2 separate regions of the Homo sapiens genome follow, and region 2 is linked to region 1. A link is a loop called in an ENCODE intact Hi-C map of the cell type or tissue named here. Cell type or tissue: natural killer cell. All regions are shown on one strand. Each heading gives the region's core, and the rest is flanking DNA. Links, peaks and the distances in the headings are about the cores only. Region 1 overlaps DUSP10 (dual specificity phosphatase 10). Region 2 has its middle 86 kb from the start of DUSP10.

Evidence for each region. A loop is a pair of places that touch in the nucleus more often than their neighbours do. Peaks named below come from ENCODE experiments on the same cell type or tissue, not always from the same donor. Only the 100,000 strongest peaks of a DNase experiment are listed, where the experiment ranks them.
Region 2: a loop joins it to region 1, with 2.1 times the contacts of the local background. A loop is called at or near these places in 8 of 110 quality-filtered maps.

What each region holds. Positions count from the first base shown.
Region 1 is chr1:221,728,769-221,737,112 of GRCh38, forward strand. All of the region lies in intron 2 of DUSP10 (dual specificity phosphatase 10), which reads right to left. Among named protein-coding and RNA genes, the nearest start is that of DUSP10, 9.1 kb to the right of the region's middle. In natural killer cell, for the core only: no CTCF peak of the experiment used is centred there; a DNase peak (open chromatin) is centred at 3,490.
Region 2 is chr1:221,651,863-221,660,206 of GRCh38, forward strand. No RefSeq gene overlaps it. Among named protein-coding and RNA genes, the nearest start is that of DUSP10, 86 kb to the right of the region's middle. In natural killer cell, for the core only: no CTCF peak of the experiment used is centred there; no DNase peak of the experiment used is centred there; H3K27ac peaks cover 287 bases.

The sequences.
Region 1 (8,344 bases), core at 317-8,316:
ACTCGTCACAGATTCTTTCTTGTTCTTTTTACCTAACTTTGTACTTGTACTTTTCTTTACCTTTGTTCATCTACTTCCTACTCCAGAAAGTGGGTTTATTAATGTGTGCAAAAGCAGGAAATATCATCCTTCTATCCACAGGCTACTAGGAGAATGAATTCTAAGGTTCCAGATATCAAAAGCAAACTGAGCAGAAGTATACCAGAGCTACACCCAGGATCCACTAGGCACCAGCTGAGTAACACTGGACAAGTGCCTGAACCTCTCCGAGTTTCAGTCCCTCGTATGTAAATTGGAAAGGGATCATGAGACATAACACTTGTGGCATAGAGTCTGGCATGTAAGAAATACTTCATATATGTTAGAATTATCACAGTTTTCAAAAGTTTGTTTTGCTCAAATTTTTATTCCTTAAAAAACTGTCATGACCAAAATTTAAAGTATCCAAAAGCTGGGATATAATTTGAGGCAAGGTTACTGGGAAGCCAGTCTACTCTAAGGACACAGAATAGGCTACTCACCTTAGCAATGGAATTTTTATTTGAGGATATACAAGAAAAATGGGGAAAGGAAGATGGCATTATAACTAAGGCACCACAGAGGTAAAGCACAACTAAAGCCACCATAAGGAATGAGACTTGCAAATAGATATGGCCAGCCTGAAAAGAATTTGGGCTTTGAAATCATAAGAACTGGATTTCAATCCTTATTCTCTCATTTACTAGTTAATAACAAGGGAGAAAATATTTAATCTGTTCCTCAGATTCCTGAGCTATAAAAGTCAGGATATAAAATGACGTTCACAGAGCTTCTCTGAGAACTAAATAAGACACATATATGACAGCCCAATGCCCAGCATCTAGAAAGCATTCAATAGCTTTTAACTTGTTTTTCTTCCAAACTATCTGGAAAATAATTTTCTAATTTCAGGGATGATAGGTTGGTCACAGAGCCAGAGTAGTTCTATGTGATTAACTGATGTTCTGCTGGCAGATTAAAATATCACCTCATGAGAACCATAAGACCCGTTCCTTTAAAGTCTTATCATAAAAACATAGCATTTTAATAAAAATAGAAATTAAAAGAAACAATAGAAAATGTCCTCTATCTCTTCAGGGAAGGCCCTCTTAGAAGTTTGTGTCTAGTCTTATTCTTTTAAGACAGGAAGAAACACTGTAATGATTGAAGAAAATGACTCACAGTCTTCAATACTGGAGCCCAGAACTCAGGTCTGGGAGCTAGAAGATATGTTGCTGTCACCCTAAGACCCTCAACCCTCATGTTATTCTTTTCTGTCCACTCCCCCACCCCTCCTCTTTCTCCTTTCAATTTGTTTTTTGCTTCTCTCTTGCCAGTAGCAACAGCTGGTAATATTTAGCTCAATGGTAGTGAAGCTCAGGGCTGTGATACAAAGAATGTGAGATTATTTCTTCCATAAAATAAATATAAGATATTAAGGAACCGGATAGTGATGTTCTGATGCAAAACGGTGACTGCCTCCTTACCTCAGGACACAAAATAAGATCAGTCGAGTTCGCATTATAACACGAGAGGTTTAAGCTCCTCAAAGGGAGGACAGGCCTGATGCGACCCCCTGGCTCGGGCAGTTTAATCTGTTTACTTGATGTGTGCAATGGACAACAGATGCCTGATGGTGGTCCATTCTGAAGTGGTAAGGCAAGAAAGCAAAATCCCGTTGTGGAAGCACTCAGGAAGAGTTGCGCTTTGTTTTGTGTTCTATGAAATTCAAGTCGGGGGCCAGGGTTGGGGGCGGTGGCCTGAGTAGGCCTTTACCACACATAAAACATTAAGGGCAATGCAGATAATTTGATGCATCCACAAATCCTTTTCTTTCTGTAAGTGATTCTCTACTTTGCCAGATTCAGAGAATAGGTAAGAGCCTTTATCTTATATGAAAGTACTAGGCCTGCACAGCTCATTTCCTTATCCAAAAACATACGCTCAAAGTTTCTTTTCTTTACTTTTAAGTTACATAAAATATGGGTCTTGCTCGGGTGGGGGACTGGAATGAAAAAAAATTACATATATCTATAACTCTCTATATATCTATATATCTATATGTAACTCCAACTTTTAAGTAATAATAGATGATATAGACATAACCTGGAAAAAACTGATGCCAAGATCTTGCTCTTGGGTTATGGATGAAAACATCTAAAGAATCAAAGACTTCATAATTAAAAGATTACATCAATTTTAATATAAAATGTATATTTTTAAATCTTTTATAATGAAATTCAGGCTACAGGTCATACTCATTTTCTCTTCCTATATTTTTCTGAATGAGTATGATTACATTCGTGAATATAGAGTCTACAGTATATATAATAGAAACATAATCAATGAAAATTTGTTGATGAGGGATTCAAATCTTCCTCGAAGGGGATTTAGGGGAAATAACGCAGGCTTCGTAATCTTAGAGACAGGTTTTCATCCCACCCCTGTCCCTTATACTGGTTTTTAATTGTACTTGCAAACATTTTATTTTTTTAAAGCAGGCCAAAACCTTGCCTCTGAAATATTGTTTACAATGCTTGTTTGCTTAGCACATCCTCTTTCCATAGAGAGCATGCAGTGAAAATAAACGAAGCCCTTATTCCTATCATCAACATGTACAAAATTAGGGGGTCCAAATTACAAAGTTTCACTCTCCCACACAGAGGAGACTTGTCAGCCCTGAGCTTTTGAGGCACAGAGGGCATATATATTTATTTTTTCATTAAAAACCAATGAATCATTTCTTTTCAGATCAAGACATTGGAAAGAAATCCTATTGGCCCATGACATATTTAGAAAAGGCTAGGCTATTTCTTTTTTTTTTTTTTTTTTTTTCTTTTTTTGCGACAGAGTCTCACTGTCGCCAGGCTGGAGTGCAGTGGCGGGATCTCGGCTCACTCCAACCTCCACCTCCCGGGTTCAAGCAATTCTCCTGCCTCAGCCTCCCGAGTAGCTGGGACTACAGGTGTGCACCACCATGCCCAGCTAATTTTTGTATTTTTAGTAGAGACGGGGTTTCACCATGTTGGCCAGGATGGTCTCAATCTCTTGACCTCATGATCCATCTGCCTCGGCCTCCCAAAGTGCTGGGATTACAGGCATGAGCCACCACACCCGGCTGGCTATTTCTTAAAAAAGAAAAAGAAAAAAAAAGTACAAACATGTGCTTCACAGGAGAACAAAATTTCGTGAAGATGAAACACTCCCTAAATAAGATTGTGTGGCAGAAGAAGATGAAGAATAGAAACATGAACACAATTTCCAAGATGGAAAGGATCTGGAAGACTGGTCCCATCCATATATGTTGTCTTTCTTGCATTTGAATGATAAGCATTGTGATGCAGATTGCCCAGCCTGCAGATTAGTGCCTAGCACACCAAAGGCATTCAACAATATTTATTGAACAAACAAATGAATCTCCTCTGCCCACAAGTTTGTACAGCTGTGGAGACCACCTACCAAAAAGTCCCTAGAAGCCTAAGATGGTTGGGCTTCTTTGATACCTGTTTTGATAGCTGTTAACAGCTGAAACCACTAGGTTAACAGCTTAAACCACTAGGTTCCCCAGATGAAGAGATTAAATCAACATTAATATTTGGTCCATATTCTAATATCCAGGTAAATATATAGACCATGAACTGCTGGTTTTGAAAGTCCTCAGACTTTGGTCTTTTTAGTTCTGAACTGAAATCTCAAAATTCAAGAAAAAAGGCATCAGTACTCAAAAAATCTTATATTTTATGCTATATATTAGATTCTGTTGTTATTAAATAATGATACATACGAATACCTCAGTCTGTTGATATCTATTGAATCTGTTGAACCTGGCAAGACCTACTTTAACATTAAGGACTAAATCTCTAAAATTAATCATGCATGTGACCTTGGACAAGCCCCATTCCTGTAGTGGCATAATGAGAATACCGGACTAGATCAATGGTTCTCAAACTTTGCTGCCTGTTAGAATCACTTTGGGAGCTTTAAAAAAATCTTGATGTGCAGGCTGCACCCCAGACCAATTTAATCAGGCTTTCTGGACACACGAACTGGGCATCATAGGTTATAAATCACCTTCAGGTGATACCAATGAACAGCCTGCAGTGAAAACTACTGGATTAGGGGCCCTCTAAAGTTCCTTGCTCTTCTCAAAGCTGGGATTCTTTAGTTCCAAAAAGGTGAGATGACCTCTCCTGGAACTAGAATTTCTCTCCTTAATATGTAGTCTATCTTTTTCAACCAACTTGGATTAAACTGCCTAAGCACTCCGATATATCACACATTCATGCCCAAACTGCTCTTCAGCAATGCTGGGGCTTGGAGGTTCTGGCTTCTGATAATGCAGGGTTTAAGGAACTAGATTTTTGCTACTGGTCAAAAGCTCCCACTTAGTCCCTGAGGGTGTATGCACCAGGAGTATGTGACGGAAAGTTTTTCTGCTCCTGTAATTTTGTCAGACCTTCAGATGGGTTTGCCTAAAGGACCAAGTAGAAAAGTGTACATATTCACCATTCTCCCTTCTCCTTTCTCCTATACACACGTGCTTTGAAAACAGAAATAGGCAAAGTGCTTTACCTATTCAGTTTCCTTCCCCTGCTTTGCTTTTCTAATGTGAAATCATGTCTCCTATTGCCAGGAGAGGAGTTTCTTGAACTTGTCCATGACAAGCTGGATGATTAAGTTAATTAACTGTTCTGAATTGGTAAGGGCAAGAGTATTCATACTTAACAGGCTCCCACAGTACTGTGCTTAGAACGACTTGCCCATCCTCCCCAATACCCCTGCCCCTGCAATGTAAGAGGTTCTTACATTAGTGCATGAGAGTAGGAGAGCAGGGTCCAGAGGCTTGATTTATTGACAGCCATCAAATGCCAGGTACTTTGTATCACCTTGTTTCAACCTAGGATGCTGGAGCTGTCCCTGTTTTACAATGAAGAAAACCTGGCCTCTGAGAGGCCCCCTGATTTGCCTAAAGGCATACAGTTGGTCAATGGAAATGCCTAGATTTGAACCCAGGTGTAAGTGAGCAAAATTTCACTCTGCTGAGCACATCGTGAATGAGGAACAGATAAAGCAAGAACATGGCTGGGAGAGAGAGTTCATTTCTATTATCTGTTCACCTACACTTAAATTAGGAAGCAGGAGAGTGTACCCAAAAGCTCAGAGAGAGGACAGCCAACTAACTGTGCAGCAGTTCAGAAAGAAGTTTCAGGACTTCCTGAAAGACAGGAGCAGGCCATTCAACTCCTTCCCTCCTTTTTCCTTCACATTCTAACTCAACACAACCCTAGGCTCAGGAACCAGCGCACCCCTCCTTCCATCTACCCTTTTATAGTCAGTCCACAATCCTTATTCCAAAAATAAATCCTCCTGATGAGATGATGAGAGGCAACAAAAAGCAAAGCTAAAAAGTTTTATGCTTTTGTTATGGGACATTATTTGGACAGAATTATTATCATGTTTTTACAAATTTCCCTAAAACAAATAATTCTGGATATACCCAAATTACTCCAGCCTCCTGGCCCAATATGTTTTTGCAATTACTTGGCACTCCAACTCTATGCAACTTAAATTAGTTAACAGTCACCAAGTTATTTTTAGGCCATAGCAACACACACACTCTACTATACCTAGCTTGTTATTTGTACTCCTTAGGAACAAAATTTGCCTTTGTACTGGCACTATCATTTCCTTTCAATCAATATCAATAAAAACATTCTACCATATTTATGGAGTGCTTACCATGTATGTGTATAAAGTTCTGAACACTTTACACACATTAATTCATTTATTTCAGAAACTAACACTTTGAGATAGCTATTGTTATATCCTCTTTTTGTTAATGAGGTAACTAAGGAACTGAAGGATTCAGTTCCTTCCCCAAGGGCACATACCTAGTTAGAGGGGAGCCAAGGCTAGCATTCAGGCTGACTAGATCCGAAGTTCTGCCTTGATTTCTCCATCATTTGCTACAAGGCTAATGTTTGACATTTTAGCCTTGGATGTTAACCAGAGGCTCAGAATAACAACAGCACGTTTATGAATGTAGATATGTCTTTATTTCAGGTATTTTTTAAAATCCTCATAACATCTCTGAGAGAAAAGGGGAGACTTTTATTCCCTTCCCCACCCCACCCCCGAAAAAAGGGCAGAAACAGAATATTTTTCACAGGTCTCTGATTTCTGAGCCTAGCCATCCACTTTGTCATAGAACTCTATTGCCAATAAGAGTATATTTCAGAATTCTTTTCAACTAGGGAAAAGTGTGCAATGTATGGTGCTCAATTCTAAGGAGTGATGAAGTTTTATAGTATAAAGGCCTAACTGCCTGCATGATCAAATCCTCCCCATGGATCATCCTTTTAAACCATTTCCCTCTTCTTCTCACATTCCCCCAGTAAAGGCCTTTGGTACAGAGCAGTCCTATAAAGATTGTAGCAGTTGGTCATTCCTTGTTTTACAACAGCATAGAGCAAGTAGAGGCATGGGCTCTGACATACCAGGGAGGAAGGGGGACACACAGACCCCAAGGAGGCACCTGGAGCCCTCCTACTCCCAGGGAGGGAAGCTCCTCTGTAGACCTGACTGCCAGTCAGTCACAGAGGGATTCGAAGTTGAAAAGCACTTAAAAATGGGTACATGACACTCAAGTGTTTACGAGTGAAAATGTTCATAGTATACTATAAAATATTTCCAGCTTTATTGAATTTGAAACATTAATTTACACATTAAACATACTTAAATACATTAAAACATTATCTATATTTTTAAATATTTCAACAGAAAAGAGAAAGCAAATAGGAAAAATATAATTGTTTAATCTGGTTGATAGGTGTATGGATGTTCATTACACACTTTTCTGCTTTTCTATATGCTTGAAAATGTTTATAATAACATTTTTGAAGGCATATACTGTCTTTAAGAAAAAGGGGCAGTAGACTATTTCTTCCTACCTAAGTAAATGACAAATTATTTCCCTGGACCCAGCTTTACTGAAAAGAAAGGGAGCCTGAAAAACTTTATAGCAAAAACGGTAGCTCTCGTTATGGATGGTCTAGAATTGTTCAACTTTCTTACTCAGTTTGACTAGAAAGCAAGTTTTAGTTGATTAAAAATCAGCTTTGAGTAAAACAATATAATTCTTTCAAAGACCTCACAAATCCCTAAATATTTATTCATTTGGATCATTTTCACCAGGTTGAAGAGAAGCACAGGTCTGATGCCATTTATTCTTTAGAAGATGAGACTAAAACATAGATTCTAGCATAGGTCACAACAGGGAGGGCACTGTAAATTAGAACAGTAACTTAATCCCAGGGGCTGCCATGCCTCTGATCGGTTTCTTCCCAACCTGACACAGCATTACTAAAATGGCAAGTTAGCAGCCGCTCTACTTGACAGACAGCACCAAAAATGGAGAGTATGGCATGGAGACAGGGGGACAAGGATCTTGGACAGGGAGGGTAGCAACCAGTGTTTACAAACATAAACCAGAGCATCAGATGGGCCAGCCATAAATTACCCAAGATTGTACTGAAATCTCTGAAAATAAACTAACAAGCCTTTAGAAGTTTCCTCCTTATGTTCTAACTATGCCCCCCTCCCACCAACTTCCCTGCAAAAATTACTCCTTCCGAAATGGTACCACTACCACTCTTGCTGAAACACAATCTTATCACCAAGGGAGGGGATTACTCAAATAAATCTGAGAGGAGAAGCCAGACCAGAATGGTCTGCTTGACCCACTCAAGAATCTGAGAGAAGTCTGCTGGTCATGCCTTTGGGGAATGCCCACCCCGTCTTTCACCACAGTGGTGCTATGGTATTAATCTCTGGTTTACCAAGTTGAAAGGATAACGAAGGGCATTCTAATATTGACCCATTCCTTTCCCTTCTTTTCCATCTTGGTCCCAATTTTAGGCCATTCTCCCAAAAGATACCAAAATGATAATGATAATTATAAAGTAGAATATAGACCCCTTCACTCCTGAACTACATATTTTCAATGAAATTCCCAGATATTTGAAGAAAAGGCCCCCAAAACTACAAATAATCTAACCTCTACCACCAGAGCATCTTCCAAGTCGACTGCCGCGGTGTCTCACCAACTCGAAAATGACGAGGCCTCGCAGTGGCTGCCCAGGGCGCCCAGTGGTGAGGTCAGCAGTGTGTCCTGCCCCGCCCCATTGAGGCAATCTTACTCTGACACTGAGGAAGAAGTCTAGGCTGTCCAGAATCTCAGCTGCATCCACAGGAAAGGGAGAGAGGATCCTCACTTTCACAAGTAGCACCCAGGAGATTCATTTCTCAATGACTGATGGGTCACCCC
Region 2 (8,344 bases), core at 117-8,116, 77 kb before region 1:
TCAGGCAGTCTGGCACCTGATTGTCTGCACCTAAGGACAAGAATGTACTGCCTCTTCCCCTATCCACATCACTGGTTGGGGTATGGGAAAGAGCACAACTTTTATATGGAAAGCAAGTTGGCAGGAATTCCACTCCTAAAACCAAAAAATACCAAGAAGTAAGGATATGTGCAAGGACACTTATTGCCCCATTTTTTGAAGTGGAAAAAAGTGAAAGAAAAGGAAATTGCTGAATAATTTGTGGTAAATACACATGACAGAATAGTATGCTGCTATGAAAATAAAAAATTAGAATCACGACAGTTGACTTGGATCAATGTTAGTAAAGATAACTTATTAAAAAAATTTTAAATATGCAAACAGAAATATAAATATAATATTCTAATTTTGGTAAAATTGGACAAAAACTGTGTGTGTGTGTGTGTGTGTGTGTGTGTGTGTGTGTGTGTGTATGTGCCTTGATATGATTAAATTACTAGAGAAACACTTCTAGCTTGTTACCATGGGTACCCAGGGGATTGGGCTGGGTACCGATGCAAGTAGGATAAGGAAAACAAAGTGAAAACCAAGTAAAAAATTGGAAAAATAAATACTATTATTAGAAGTGTATATGATCAGCCGGATGTGGTGGTTCATACCTGTAATCCTAGCACTTTGGGAGGCCGAAGCAGGCGGATCATCTGAGGTCAGGAGTTCGAGACCAGTCTGGCCAACATGGCGAAACACCATCTCTACTAAAAATATAAAAATTAGTCGGGTGCGATGGTGGGAGCCTGTAATCCCAGCTACTAGGGAGGCTGAGGCAGGAGAATCACTTGAACTCAGGAGGTGGAGGTTACAGTGAGCCGAGATCGTGTCACTGTACTCCAGGCTGGGTGACAGAGTGAAAGTCTGTCTCAAAAAAAAAAAAAAAAAAAGAAGTGTGTATGATCACATTTATGCACTTTGTGAGATTATGTATAATAAAAATAAATTTAAAGTATCTATTAAATTTTTTGCCCCCTTTTTCGTTAAGTGGGTTTGTTTTTGAGTTGTATGAATTGTTTGTATATTCTGGACACAACTATTTATTAAAGGTACTCATTGAAAATATTGTCTCCTGGTCTGTGACTTGACTTTTAATTTTATTAATGCTGCCTTTTGAAGGGCAGATTATTTAAATTTTGATGAAATTTAAATAATCACTTTTTCTTTTTCATGTTCAAGTACTATTTATGAGTTGTCTAAGAAGTATTTGCCTATTCCCAAAAGTCACAAAGATTTTCTTATGTTTTTTGTAATAGTATTATATAGTTTTTCTTTTTATGTTTATACCTATATTTCATTTACAGTTAATTTTTATATATGATTTCAGATAGGGGCTGATATTTGTTTAGCTTTTAGCCATCAGGGAAATGAATACCATATTTGTAATGGTATCTCATCACTATCAGATACCACTGCAAATCAGCTAGAATGGCTAAAATTAAGAAGACTGACAATACAAGAGTTGACAAGGATATTTAACAACTGCAGCTCTTATCCACTGTTAGTGGGAGTATAAAATGTTACAACCACTTTGGGAAACAATTTGACAATTTCTTATAAATTTACTATGTGCCCCACTTAGCATGTGTCCTAGCAACTTCACTTTCAATTATTTACATGAAAGAAACAACTTGTAAATAAATCTTCATACAGCTTTATTGATAATAGCTCCACTGAAATTAACCCAAATGTTGGTCACTAGGTGAATGGATTAAAAAAAAAAAAAACCTGTGGTGCAGCCGTAATTCTATTCAATAACTTTTTTTAAAAAGTGAACTTAATTCCTGCAATAACATGAATGAATCTCAACAATATTATCCAGAGTGAAGGAGCCACATATATGTTTGTACATATTTTATGTTTCATCTATATGAAATAAGGCCAGTGTAGTTACCTAGGGCAGGCCTGGGGAGGAAGTCATTGCAGAGTTCACAGGGGTACCTTTTGGGGTGATGGAAATGTTCTATATCTTGACTGGGATGATGGTTACACAGAGAGACACATCTCACTTATGGAACTGTACATTTATTTATTTATTTATTTATTTATTTTGAGATGGAGTCTCTCTCTGTCGCCCAGGCTGGAGTGCAGTGGCACAATCTTGGCTCACTGCAAGCTCCACCTCCTGGGTTCAAGCCATTCTCCTGCTTCAGCCTCCCGAGTAGCTGGGACCACAGGCGCCTGCCACCACGCCCGGCTACTTTTTTGTATTTTTAGTAGAGACAGGGTTTCACCGTGTTGGCCAGGATGGTCTCGATCTCCTGACCTCGTGATCCGCCTGCCTCAGCCTCCCAAAGTGTTGGGATTACAGGTGTGAGCCACCGCGCCCGGCCGGAATTGTACTCTTAAAACAAGCCTCTCTTATTACAGGTAAATTACACTTCAATAACTTTTTTTAAAAAAAAGAAGAGTTGACTTTAAAAAATAAAATAGAAACATGAAATAAAGCTCCTGATGAAGGCTCTTTGCCATCAAAACTATCTGTGGTCTGCATTGATGTCTGGCTTCTCTGATTCTTGCCAAACTGCTCATCGCTATTAAGACTAAGTTTCTCTCCAGGTTGATTCAAAGCAACCAATCCAATCTTTTTAACACATTTTTATGTATGTATGTATGTATGTATTTATTTTTAGACATAGGTGGGCCACCGAAGTTCTTTGACTTGCTATTTATTTCTTTCCACCATTATGTCTCCACCTCTCTAGTAGCGCTGAGCCAGTCGACTTATCATTTGTTTGCATCTGCCTTACAGATTTCTACCTTTCAACCTTCTTAATCCTTCACCGGGAATATTATGGCCTGCCCTGGTAAACAATATGTCCCTTCCTCCTTCAAAACATGTTCTAAACTTCTCTCCTAGGGAACTGACATGGTTTGAATGTTAGTCCCCTCTAAATCTCATGTTGAAATGTGATTCCCAATGTTGGAGGTGGGGCCTGGTGGGAGGTGACTGGATTGGAGGGTCTCACTCTGTCACCCAGGCTGAAGTACAGTGATGTGATCTCAGTTCACTGCAACCTCCGCCTCCTGGGCTCAAGCGGTTCTCATGCCTCAGCCTCCCAAATATCAATATCAATATCCCAAGTAGCTGAGACTACAGACATGCCACCACGCCCTGCTAATTTTTGTATTTTTGGTAGAGATGGGTTTTGCCATGTTGGCCAGGCTGGTCTCAAACTCCTGGTCTCATGTGATCTGCCCATCTCGCTCTTCCAAAGTGCTGGGATTACAGGCATGAACCACCATGCCTGGCCCCCAATCCAATCTTTTTAAAAGGAGATTCCTCCACTTCTCTAAAATCTTAGATACATTTACTTTTCAGTCATATCTTATAAACTGCCAACGCCCATCTTTAAAAATTGCAAGTGTGAGTTTCTTGAGCTGACATTCATTATGAATGGGGGCCTAACTTGGGATCTCACAGACAACCATTAACTATTGCTGAACAATCCTAACTTAAAAAATACAATCCCTCAGGCACAGGTAATAGTTTATAAATAATTTATGACACTGTCCCAGCCTTTGACACTCTGAGCAGCCTCTTGTTACCAGGTAAGCCATGGCCACTCAGTGTTTACTCCTGTAGGCTGCCCACTGCAGGTAGAGTCAGGTGAGATAATGATCAGAGAGCAGCGGTTGCTCATTTAAATCACTTGAAGAGCTTTTTAAAAACACTGATTCCCAGGCCCCAACTCAGGCTCCCTAAATCAAAGTGTCTAGCGGTGAGTCCTGGGCATTGATATTTCTAAGAAGCTCTCAGATCACTTGAATGAACAGTCGGGATTGGAAATCACCATGTCAAAGGGAGAGAAAAAAGAGATGTCATTTGGCAACTTCTAAAAAACCTGTACCTGGTGACATGAAACTATTTTTTAAAAAGCAGAAAACAAGTGCCCAGAATCGAGAAGAAAAAGATAAGCATTTTAAAAAATTTTAAAAATAAATGTGTTTAACCTCAGAATTTCCTCTTAATTTGACCGCACAACGAGATTGACACCTATGAACAGTTTACAGACCAACAGTGCACCAGTGAACACAGCCTCAGAATTGCTGGCTGAGTGTGACACAGCCAGATGATATAGGTGGGCCACCGAGGTTGTTTGGCTATTCATTTCTTTCCACCATTATGTCTCCATCTCTCTAGCAGAGCTGAGCCAGTCGGCTTATCATTTGTTTGCACCTGCCTTACTTATTTCTACCTTTCAACCTTCTTAATCCTTCACTGGAAATATTATGGCCCGCCCTGGTAAACAATATGTCCTTTCCTCCTTCAAAACATGGTCTAAACTTCTCTCCTAGGGAGCTGATATGGTTTGGATGTTTGTTCTGTCTAAATCTCATGCTGAAATGTGATTCCCAGTGCTAGGTGGAGGTGGGGCCTGGTGAGAGGTGATTGGATCACGGGCGCAGATCCCTTATGAATGGTTTAGTGCCATTTTCTTGGTGATGAGTGAATTCTTGCTCAGTTAGTTCATAGGAGATCTGGTTGTTTAAGAGATGGATCTCCCCCTTCTCTCTCTCTTGCCACGTGATTCACTTGCTCGCCCTTCAACTTCCACGGTGACTGCAAGCTTTCTGAGGCCCTCACCAGACGGAGATGTTGGCACCACATTTCCTGTATAGCTTGCAAAACTGTGAGCCAAATAAACATCTTTTTTTATAAATTACCTAGCCTCAGGTATTTCTCTATAGCAATGTAAAAAATAACTAATACAGGAGGCTTCCTTGATAGATAGAATGCCTGCTTACATAATGCCTGTAACCTCACTCCTCAAAGCTGATTAGCATCGTCCATCCAGGAGCTTGTAAGAAAGGCATAATCTCGGGCCCCGTTCCAGGCCTACTAAGACAGAATCTGCATTTTAACAAGCTCCCTAGGTGATGAAGAGCTCACTAAAGTGTTTTCCCATCACTCACTGAAACCTCACAAGTGAGGGAGGGCAAGACCACTGGCCGTCCCTGTAAACCACAGGCCTGGTGTTTGGTCTGGGCTGCTTTTTGTAGATGTTAACTGCAGAGCTAATTTTGTTATAAATTTTCTCATGTTCATTCCAGGTTCAAATGGCAGCAAGTTGAAACGTGGCTTCTTCTTGCTTTGTTCTTTCCTCATTTTTTGAGGTACAGGTGACACTAAAAAGGACAGGAGACATCTTGCTTTTCCATATGCCCTAGAAGAGAAAGAAAGTCTTCTCATGCACAGATCAGGAGGAAGGATCAGAGTTTCGCATTTTAAAAACTGAGATAAATTCAGATATCATAAAATCTATCCTTTTGAAATGTACAATTCAGTGGTTTAGTATGTTGACAAAGTCATGCAACCATCACCAATACCTAATTTCAGAAAATTACTATCATCGCAAAAAGAAACCCCATACCAATTATTCACTCCATATTCCTCTTGTCCCCTGCCCCCTGGCAAACACTCCTACTTTTCTGCCTCTATGGATTTGTCTATTCTGAGTATTTCATGTAAGTGGAATCATACACTATGTGGTCTTTTGTGTATACTTTCTTACATGTGGCTTAATGTTTTCAAGGTTCATCCACATTGTAGCATGCATCATTATGTCAGTCATTTTTATGACTGAATCCCATTGTATGGATATACCACATTTGGGTTATCTATTATCATTTGATGGACGTGTACGTTGTTGCCACTTTTTTGTTATTAAGAATAGCAATGCTGGCCAGGCGCGGTGGCTCACACCTGTAATCCCAGCACTTTGGGAGGCCAAGGCGGGCGGATCACGAGGTCAGGAGATCGAGACCATCCTGGCCAACACGGTGAAACCCCGTCTCTACTAAAAAAAAAATACAAAAAAAAAAAAAAAATTAGCCGGGCGTGGTGATGGGTGCCTGTAGTCCCAGCTACTCGGGAGGCTGAGGCAGGAGAATGGCGTGAAACCGGGAGGCGGAGCTTGCAGTGAGCCAAGATTGTGCCACTGCACTCCAGCCTGGGCAACAGAGCAAGACTCTGTCTCAAAAAAAAAAAAAAAAAAAAAAGAATAACAATGCTATGAACATTTGTAACCAAAATTTTTTGTAGACATTTATTTCTAATTCCTTTGAATATATACTTAGTAGTAGGATTTCAGGGTCAAATGGTAACTCTGTGGTTAACCTTTTGAGGAACTGCAAAGCTGTTTTCCAAAGCAGATTCCCCATTTCACACTTCCATAAACAATGTAAGAGGGCTGGGCACAGTGGCTCATGCCTATAATCCCAGCACTTTGGGAGGCTGAGGCAGGAGGATTGCTTGAACACAGAAATTTGAAATCAGCCTGGGCAACACAGGGAGACTCCATCTGTATAAAAAAAGAAAAAAAATGTTAGCCAGGTGTGGTGGCCATTGCCTGTGGTCACAGCTCCTCAGGAGGCTGAGGCAGGAGGGTCACTTGAACTCAGGAGGTTGAGGCTGCAGTGAACCACGTTCACACTATTGCACTCCAGCCTAGGTGAAAGCACAAGATCCTGTCTCAAAACAAAGAAAGAAAATTAAACAACGTATGATGATTCTAAATTCTTCATATTCTTGATTGTTATTGTCCATCTTTTTTATTATACCATCTTAGTGAATATAAAATAGTAGCTCATTGTGGTTTGGGTTTGTATTTCCCTAGTGACTAATAAATTGAGGATCTTTTCATGTGCTGCTGGCCATTTGTATGTCTTTTGGGGAGAAATCTCTACTCAAATAATTGCTCAATTTTTTATTGAGTTATTTATCTTTTTATTATTGAGTTGCAAGAGTTGTTTACATATTCTGAATACCAGTTCTTTTTCATATATATGATTTACAAACATTCTCTCTCATTCTGTGAGTTGTCTTTTCACTTTCTTATTACTGTCCTTTGAAACACACAGTTTTTAATTTTGACAGAGTCCAATTTATTTTGTTGTTGTTGTTATTGTTGTTGCTTGAGCTTTTGGTGTCATATGCAAGGAAACATGGCCAAACTCAAGGTTTTAGATTGGATTTTCTTCTAAGAATTTTGTAGTTTTAGCTCTTATATTTAGGTTTTGAATCTTTTTTTTTTTTTTTTTTTTTTTTTGCCTGTGGATACACAGTTGTCCCAGCACCATATGTTGAAAAGACCATTATTTCCCTCCATTTAATTGTCTTGCCCTCCTTGTCAAAAATCAATGACCATAAACGTGAGGATTTGTTTCTAAACTTTCAATTCAATTTCATACTCTCTTGATTCCTGCTGTTTTGTAGTAAATTTTGAAACCAGGAAGTGTGAATCCTCCAACTTTGTTCTTTTTTAAGATTGTTTCAGCTTTTCTGTTTTTTTTTTAAATTTTGTTATAAATTTTAGGATCAGATTATTGATTTCTATAAGAGTTCAGCTGGGATTTTGATAAGGATTTCATAAATCTATAGCTCACTTTGGGAAGTTTTACTATATTAACAATACTAAGTTTCCCAATCCATAAATATGAAATGTCTTTCCATTTACTTAGATTTTTTAAATCTTTCAACAATGTTTTGTAGTTTTCAAAATATATTTTTACTTTTATACTGAATTGATTTCTAAGCATTTTATTCTTTTTGGTGTGTTTATACATGCTATTGTTTTTTAAATTTCATTTTCAAATTTTTTTTGCTAACCCATAAAATGCAATTGATACTTGTATATCGATTGGGTATCCTGAAGACTTGCTGGACTTGTTTATTAGTTCTAATATGATTTTGTGAATTTCCAAGGACTCTATATACAAGATTATGCTATCTGGGAATAGAGATAGTTTTATTTCTTCCTTCCAAACTGGATGCCTTTTCTTTCTTTTACTTTTCTAATTGCTCTGACAGCCTCCAGTACAGTGTGAATAGAAGTGACAGAAATGGATGATATGGTTTGGATATTTGTCCCACCCAAATCTCATGTTGAAATGTGATCCCCAGTGTTGGAGGTAAGGCCTGGTGAGAGGTGTTTGGGTCATGGCTTGGTGCTGTTCTCATGATAGTAGGTTCTCCGGAGAGCTGGCTGCTAAAATGTGTGGCATCTCCTTCCTCTTGCTTCCATTTCACCTTCTGCCTTAAGTAAAACTCCCTGAGGCCTCCCAGAAGTTGAGAGATGCCAGCCCCATGCTTCCTGTACAGCCTGCAGAACTGTGAGCAAGTTAGACCTATTTTCTTTAAAAAAGATTGCCCAGTCTCAGGTATTTCTTCATAGCAACAAGAATGACCTCACACAGTGGACATCTTTGTCTTCTTCCTTATCTTAGAAGAAAAGCTTTTAGTCTTTCACAGTTGAATATGATATTAGCAGTGGGTTTTAATAGATACTCTCTATTCAATTGATAAAGTTCTGTT